Linked DNA regions of Homo sapiens: region 1 is linked to region 2. Evidence: chromatin contacts called from ENCODE Hi-C data. All regions are on one chromosome and are shown on one strand. The core of a region is the stretch at or near the end of the contact, and the rest is flanking DNA. Distances in the headings are between cores, read along the strand shown. Region 1 overlaps ADCY5 (adenylate cyclase 5). Region 2 overlaps ADCY5 (adenylate cyclase 5).

Region 1 (4,145 bases), core at 175-2,674, 80 kb after region 2:
ATGGTGAAACCCCATCTCTACTAAAAATACAAAAATTAGCTGGGCACAGTGGCATGCGCCTGTAGTCCCAGCTACTCGACAGGCTGAGGCGGAAGAATCACTTGAACCCAGGAGGCGCAGGTTGCAGTGAGCCGAGATGGCGCCACTGCACTCCAGCCTGGGCGACAGAGCAAGATTGCATCTAAAAAAAAAAAAAAGCAGACACAAAGTTCTAGCTGTACTCGGCCGGGCATGGTGGCTCACTCCTGTAATCTCAGCACTTTGGGAGGCCGAGTGGGTGGATCACCTGAGGGTAGGAATTCAAGATCAGCCTGGCCAACATGGTGAAACCCCATCTCTACCAAAAATACAAAAATTAGCCAGGTGTGGTGGCAGGTGGCTGTAATCCAGCTACTAGGGAGGCTGAGACAGGAGAATCGTTTGAACCCAGGAGGCAGAGGTTGCAGTGAGCCGAGGTCCTGCCACTGCACTCCAGCCTGGGCAACAGAGTGAGACTCTAACTCAAAAAATAAAATAAAATAAAAATAGCTATAACAAACCACATTTACTTACATAAAAATGTATCTCTGTAGATAAAGTATAGAAAAGATTTAGAGAGCTAGCTGGTGTTTTAAGCTTATGAAATATTTTCTATAAAATTATCTATACAGGCAGCCAGGCTCTTGATCTGGCTCTGCCTATAACCAGCCTGGAAAGTCTTTATAAAATCTGCTCCCCATCTGACCTTGGGTTTTTAGAAAAGTTTAACCCTTATAAGGGTCTGCTTTAACTATATCCACTCAACACCTAGTTCCTCTATGTGCTAGGGGCTGTGCTAGGTGCCATGGGGGCCCCCAGGGATTGGTAAGAGTGAGTCCCAATACTCCAGGTGTGTACAGTCGCAGGCCATGAAACCAGGTAGCATGTGGGGAAAAAGGACAGACGGCCCAGCACATGCTAGTTCTCAGGGTGGCCACTGGAGAAGGTATCCTTGGAGTCAGGGTCTAAAGGTGGGATGCAGCTTTCACAGGTGGAAAGGATGTGTTCCTGCTAATAGTCCTGTCCAAGCAGCACAGATAGGTAAGGGAAGCACCACCAAAAATCCTCAACTGATTATCTAGCACAGTGGTTCTCCAAGTGGGATATCCAGAGCAGGAGCAGCTGCAGCATCACCCAGGAAGCAGCTAGACATGCAAATTATTGGGCTCCACCTCTGACCTTGTGACTCAGAAACTCTGGGAGCCCAGCAAGCTCTCCAGGAGGTTAAGATGCCCACTCATGTTGAGATGCCCCTCTTGCACCTCACCTGCTTCCTTAACAGAGGCCGGGCAGAAGGTAGAAACTGCCCCAGAGACATTCCCTCACTCACCGGCCCCTCCCACCCTCCAAGCCCCAGTTGGATGAGCTGAGAAAGTTCCCTGTGGTTAGAGGAGCTAATCTATCACCTGGATATAAATTAACTTGCCCTCTCTCGTCACCAGCCCACTGACCTGGGAAAGGCAAACACGCAGCTGGCAGGGAAAGAGCAGTAATAAATCTCTTTTTCTACAGGTCCTCCCACACCCACTTCCCCAACTGAGACCTGTGTTCCCTGAGGCAGTGTGGCCCCATAGCCCTGAGGTCCCTCTGCTCTCCCACATGAGCAGGTGCTGGATCCGGTCAACCCAGTGAGAGGCCCCCATCTGCCCTCAGGGCCTCCACCAGAACTAGGAGAATGAGAAAGGGAGGGAAGGATGGGGGCTGGAACACAGCTCATCACCCTTAAGGATGGCAGAGTGACTGGAAGCTTCCCTTGTAGAACTCCTCAGGAAACAGCCCACAAAGACTCCCTCCAGGGCAGCTCTGTCTTGGCAGAGTTCCATCCCCCTCCTCCTCCTCCCCCAACCCTTATCCCCCAATTCCTCCTCCTCCTCCTCAACACAGCAGCCTGGGGCCACCCCGTACCTCCCAGGCATAAGTAGGAATGGTAGAGCCATATCCCAAGGTGAACTGCCTGTTGGGGAAGGGCTAATCTCCTATTATTCCAACACCCTTGGCCACATCCTGCACTCTGTCTGCCTTTGGAATGACCAGGTGAAAACCAACATAACGTCCACCTTAGAAAGCTGCAGTAAGAATGAAATCTAACAGGACACATAAAGGACATAAAATAAAGGCTCAACAATGGCAGCTCTTAGATTAATCACCATCACATCCATTCTTTTTTTTTTGGAGGTAGAATCTCACTAGCTCTGTCGCCCAGGCTGGAGTGCAGTGGTGCAATCATAGCTTACTGCAGCCTCGAACTCCTGAGCTCAAGCGATCCTCCCACCTCAGCCTCTTGAGTAGCTAGGACTACAGGCATGTATCACCTTGCTGGGCTAACTTTTTCATTTTTTGTAGAGATGCAGTCTCACTATGTTGCCCAGGCTGCTCTCAATCTCCTGGCCTCAAGTGATCCTTCTGCCTGGGCCTCCCAAAGTGCTGGGATTACAGACGTGAGCCATCTCACCCCATCCTTATTCAAACTACTTAAATAGCTATCACCTACTGGATACGGCCTAAATTCCTTAGCACTAGCCATTCCAGCACCCACTTATCTCCAAAGCAGCAGCTATACCAAATCACTCAGGTTTGTCAAATATGCCCTCTACTACCAAGCCTAACCCGTTCCCTCCATGAGCCTCCTGTTTCAGTCTGCCAGAAAGCTCTTCTTCCTTGCCCTGTGCCTCCACCAACCTCTTCCATTGCAGTTTCCCTGGGCCTCCTGGAATCCACAGTCAAGGGCGTACTAGTGCCTGCTTCGAGGAGAGCCTGCCATCCACCATTGGGGTCCACTCAGAGGGCTGAGCAAGTATAAGAGCAAAACAAGTGTCTGGCAAGTGGACTGGATTCCCTTCAGTTCAGAAGGGAAACCAGAGCCTCAAATAAGCAGGGAGCAGACCCCTGACAGGCCTCACCGATCACTGACTAAGGAGTTAGATCACCGGGCTGGGGGCCTGTCCTCGGCACCTAGGGGAGGTAACACTCATAGTGCCTGAACTGAGACAGAAACTCCTGAGACAACAGATGCTGACTCAGCCTGAGGGGACAAAGGACAAAGGCCTAAGCCTGGCCCAGGATCCCAGTGCCTATCTTTCTCCTTCCCCTGCCTCTTATCCCCAACCCCCAGCCAGCAACATGTTTTAAGTCCAAGCTCCCACAGAGTGCCAGGCCCAGCACCCCCAATCCAACCCCAGGACTCGTTCCAGAGGCAAAGCAGGGTGGGGCAACAGTTGCTCCTGTCCTCACAGCCTGGTGACCAGGGTGGCCCTGGGACCAAAGCCTCTGGGCTCACAGCTTAACCTAATGGGACACCTGAGCTGACATGTCAATACAGGTGAGCAGGCCCACGTGGGGCTGTCCACCGTTGACAGCACAACAGAGTCCCAGGTGGACTCACTGTGGCCCTGTCACCCATCCCCTGCCCCCGCATAGCCCAGTGTCCATCCCCGCAGCCTGTGGGCCCAGGTACCAAGCCCACCCACACAGAACTCCACCTTTGGAACATGCCCTCTCCCCAGACAGGCATCTGAACTATCCTACCCTAGGCTCTGCCGGCATCCAGGAGCTCAGGATGCCTGCCCTCTCCTTTTGAGAAGGTGCCAACAAGCCCCCACTCATAAAACCTTCCTCCACATAGGGGAGGATGGGAAGAGACAGCAGGAGGGAACGAAGCTAGACCTCGAGGCTTCCTGACCACAAGGGGCACGCTGCGGCAGGAAAGAGGACACTTTGCCTCATAGGCCTCTCTAGCCATGGCCTGGGGGCCCTGTGTCCTACTGCAGATTCCTGCCACCAGGCTGCCCTTAGAGAAGGTATTCGCCCCAACAGGAGACAGGGTGTGGTGGGAGAAGTAAGAACAGACAGTAACAGAGAAAGGACCCAATAGGACGTCCCTGCGGGCTCTCCCCCAACTCTGAATAGATGCCAGACAACGCAACCACTGTGTCCTCCAAAAGCCGGGAAACCATGTACACTGGGGTTCCCAAAGGGGCCAGGGCTGCAGGGATGGTTTGGGAGTGAGATTTCAAGCGTATGAAGACAGCAGTTACAGCACTGACAGCCTCTGTGTTGCGGTGGCAGATAGAGCTCGGAAAGGCTAAGAGCAAAAACCTTGGAGGAAGATGTGCTGGGGAGCTGGGAGT
Region 2 (3,392 bases), core at 1-2,500:
GTGAAGGTGCGGGGGTCAAAGAGTCTTCTCTCTCCCATCCAGCCCTAGAGTCCAAGAACGTTCAGCCTGAAGGGCACTGGGGCGGGCGGCAGGTGCAGTCGGCTGTGAAAGGGGCTGTTCCCGGCCTGGCCACAAGGTGGCGCGGTGCCACACTAAAACCTAGAGCCCTGCTGCTTCCCCTCCAGGAGGGCACCTCTGGCCAGCACTGCCCTGTCAATTAAATTGTGATTGGAAAAATGCAAATGCACGTTAGGGCCGACTTGAATTAAACAGGGAAGTTACCACCACTCCAAACCCTATTTGTATAATGCTCTTGTGGGTAAGACAGAAATGGCTTTTGGATTATCTTTTTATTGGATTTATCCACACTGCTGCTTCCAAGATGTTAGCAGGGTGATGGCAAAAGCTGGTTACCCAGGTTTCAAGGGTATGGCCTGCTCAGGAGGGAAGGGGAGCCTGGGCAGGTGCAGGGGCTTAGGGTGCTCCATGCCCTAGAGGAAAGCTTGGTCCCGGCCACATGCACCACATATCCATATCTGGGAGCTCCCAGTAGACAGGGCAGGCCCTCCGTATGCACTTATAACTCCTCATGCTGGGCGAGCAGTGGAGGCAGACTGGGAAGGAAGCCATACATCTCCAGGTGCATGTCTGAGGCCCATGGGAACCTGCCCAGCATCTGCAGGAGAGGGTGCAGGTGCCAGGAAGTAGGGTAATGGATGAACTCAGATTGCACTTTCTAGGGCCCTAGACCCTCCCTAACACCTGGGGCATGGGCGCACTCAGCTAGCCAGGGGACCAGCAGTCTGACTTGCCCCAGTGGGTGGGACCACCACTGAGACTCCCTGACCCCATCCCACGCCATCAGCAAGAGGCTGACACCCACTGCAGGGGAGACTGAGGTCACCCATCATTTCTCTTGTCCTGAATCAACTTGGTAAATACCTCCACTGCAGCAGAATACCTTCACTGAAATACTTTCCATCCACAGTGCCTTTGGATACTTGCTTAGCTTGACAATGGCTCATTCTGTCTTTTTGGCTTAACTCCACGGCCACCTCCTTCAGGCAAACTCTCTTGATCCTCTCAGTGGAATCAACTGTCCCCTCCTGGGCCCTCCTTCAATAGTCTGCCTCCCTTACCTCGCCGTGTCCACATGACGTGCCTTGTATCTGAGCACCAGGAGTCCTGGTCTCTCTCCCTTAAGGCTCTGTGCTTCCGGGGAGACTGATTGTCTAGCTCAGGCTTGCTGGGGACACTTGGCAAGTGCTGCAAGTAGAACTGAGCCAAACCAACGGACCCGGCTGCCTTCCTGGCAGCCACTCCCGCCTCTGACCTTGCCCTCTGTGCCTTTTTTCTCTGCCCCTGCCCAAGCTATTTCTAAAGCCCAAAGTCTCTGACTTGCTCCCTTGGCTGTCACATAAGCTTGCACCACCCATGTTTTTCAATGACCAGGGCTCCTTCTGTGGCCAGTGATAGCCATGAATTGGCCAAAGTGCCTTTTTGCTATGGCTCACAGGCAGGGTGATTCTCTCTAAGCGGAACACCTGCATTTGAATCCGCCTGCCTGGTAGTAGCACCCTGGGGAGTTGTCTAACCCCTATGAGCCCAACCTTTCACATCTGGGAAGAAGTGGAACCAGCAGTTCGATGCCTGGCTGGGTGTCTGTAGGAAACATGAGGCCCCGGAAGTGCAAGGGCCTCACACGGCACAGGATCCTCACATGGCTGCCAGCCTCTCCTCCACTCCTGGAGTCTGCAGAGCCCTCCCCTCCCACACACTTCCTCTGGGAAAAGCTGCCCAGGCTGCTGTAGGGAACAGGAACCCTGGAGAAGGCAGAAAGTCTGGTGGCACACGCCAACCCTCAGCTTGGCTGGGCACCTTTTGGCAGACAGTTTCACCCCACTGTTTCCCTGCCTCCAACTAGGCAGCCGGCAGGTCAGTCAGTCGCTCGGGCTGTGGACAGTCCCAGGGAGGGAGACGGTACCCGGGGGGTGGACACTTACGAGATGGCCTCGATCATGTCCATGCCCATCTCCACACAGCAGTGGGCGTGGTCAGCCCTTGCTTCAGGCAGCCCCGAGACGCAGTAATAACAATCCCCAAGGATCTTAATACGTAAACAGTGATTCTCCTGGAAAGCAAATTAATTTTACAAATTAAAAATAGTAGGAAAGAGAAGTGGGAGGGAAAGAAACGAGAAGCAAAAAGATTCACCCCGTGCCTGGAATAACTTGCCTTTTAGGGCAGTGAGCGCAGGCCCACGCCGGAACTCGGCATGGTCCTGGGACAGGCTTATCAGGAGACATTGGGGAGGGAGGGATTGTGGGGATGGAGGGATGGGCTGGGCAGCCCTGAGCGGCATTCCAGCTCCCAGACTCAGGAGCTCACTTTTAAAGATCCACTCCAGAGCCCCAAGAGGAATTTGGCTGGTCGAACTGCAGCTCAGCCAGCAGGGTGGCCTTATCAGCTTAAGGAAGGCCCCAAGCCCCAGTACAAGGGTCTCTGGTCCCCTCCACACCCCAGGAGTCACTCTGATTCGTTGCTTGAGATTCTATCAAAAGTTGTCTGATTCTCCTCCTTTTACAAAAAGACTGAAGCAGGCAGAAATGAGCTTTAACCAAAAGCTCACTGACTCAGCCTGTCTGAGACTTTTATCAAAAAAGAATTTTGCTCAACTAGCAAGCACATGAGTGCCAAGAATCCAACAGAGCTGCTGCTGAGTGACAGGTGCCACAGGGCCACCTGCAGGCCACCACCAATCCGTCAGTGGGATTGCGATAGAATATCAGTAATCATCAATTATGAGCGGTCCAACTCTGGCTCCCAAAGATAGTTGAGAAACAGGGATTCAAGTGCCCTTGTGGCCTGGACTCATTTGAGACCCAAGTGACAAGCAGGTGCTATTCACCTCATTCAGTTCAGTGACAAAATCCACAGGTAAGTATATGCGCTCCACCATGGAAGCCCCCAGAGAAGCCCTGGCACTGGCACTGACGGCACCAGCCTCTCATCAATAACCCGGCCTGGCGTCCTGTGTGGGCCAAGGGGAATGTGTCCACCCGTCAGTGGCCACTGACATTTAATCACTCTACAAAGGCCTAGAGCTGGGAAAGGATAATGGAGGGGTGAATAGGGGCCTAAGGAATGAACGTGTCGTTCACCACTCCCGGCCATGGAGTGTTACTTCCAATTTATCCAAACGTTTAAGAGTCCTCTTTCTGGATGCCGCTAGGGAATGGCACACAGCCGCCTGCAGGCCAGCTGGGGATTCAGACTCATTCTCTTATCAGTCTGGCCAATCTCATCAGGAATGTAGCTTGATGGCCCCTAATATGCCCCAGACAAACAGCTTATTCCCCTGGGGTTTGGGCAGTGTGACCGGCAGGCCTCAC

Evidence for each region. Hi-C counts contacts between places; a loop is a spot of excess contacts on that map. Pooled maps may share reads with other maps.
Region 1: a map of aorta shows a loop between it and region 2 (3-fold over the local background). The contact joins two enhancer-like sites. A Hi-C loop is called at or near these places in 5 of 168 maps with a recorded cell type or tissue (Right ventricle myocardium superior, aorta, cardiac septum and 2 more) and 1 of 50 pooled maps.

Annotation. Positions count from the first base shown.
Region 1 is chr3:123,408,472-123,412,616 of GRCh38, forward strand. The region is part of intron 1 of ADCY5 (adenylate cyclase 5); the gene reads right to left. Among named protein-coding and RNA genes, the nearest start is that of ADCY5, 39 kb to the right of the region's middle. RefSeq lists an enhancer at 3,365-3,890. Within about 2 kb of position 1,425, at least 4 of the 41 ENCODE cell types and tissues checked have a DNase peak (open chromatin) inside an H3K27ac peak, as active enhancers do.
Region 2 is chr3:123,328,886-123,332,277 of GRCh38, forward strand. ADCY5 (adenylate cyclase 5) reads right to left here. Exons shown (of 21, transcript NM_183357.3): 5 at 2,004-2,131. Among named protein-coding and RNA genes, the nearest start is that of ADCY5, 120 kb to the right of the region's middle. RefSeq lists enhancers at 1-464, 1,686-2,473. Within about 2 kb of position 1,251, at least 12 of the 41 ENCODE cell types and tissues checked have a DNase peak (open chromatin) inside an H3K27ac peak, as active enhancers do.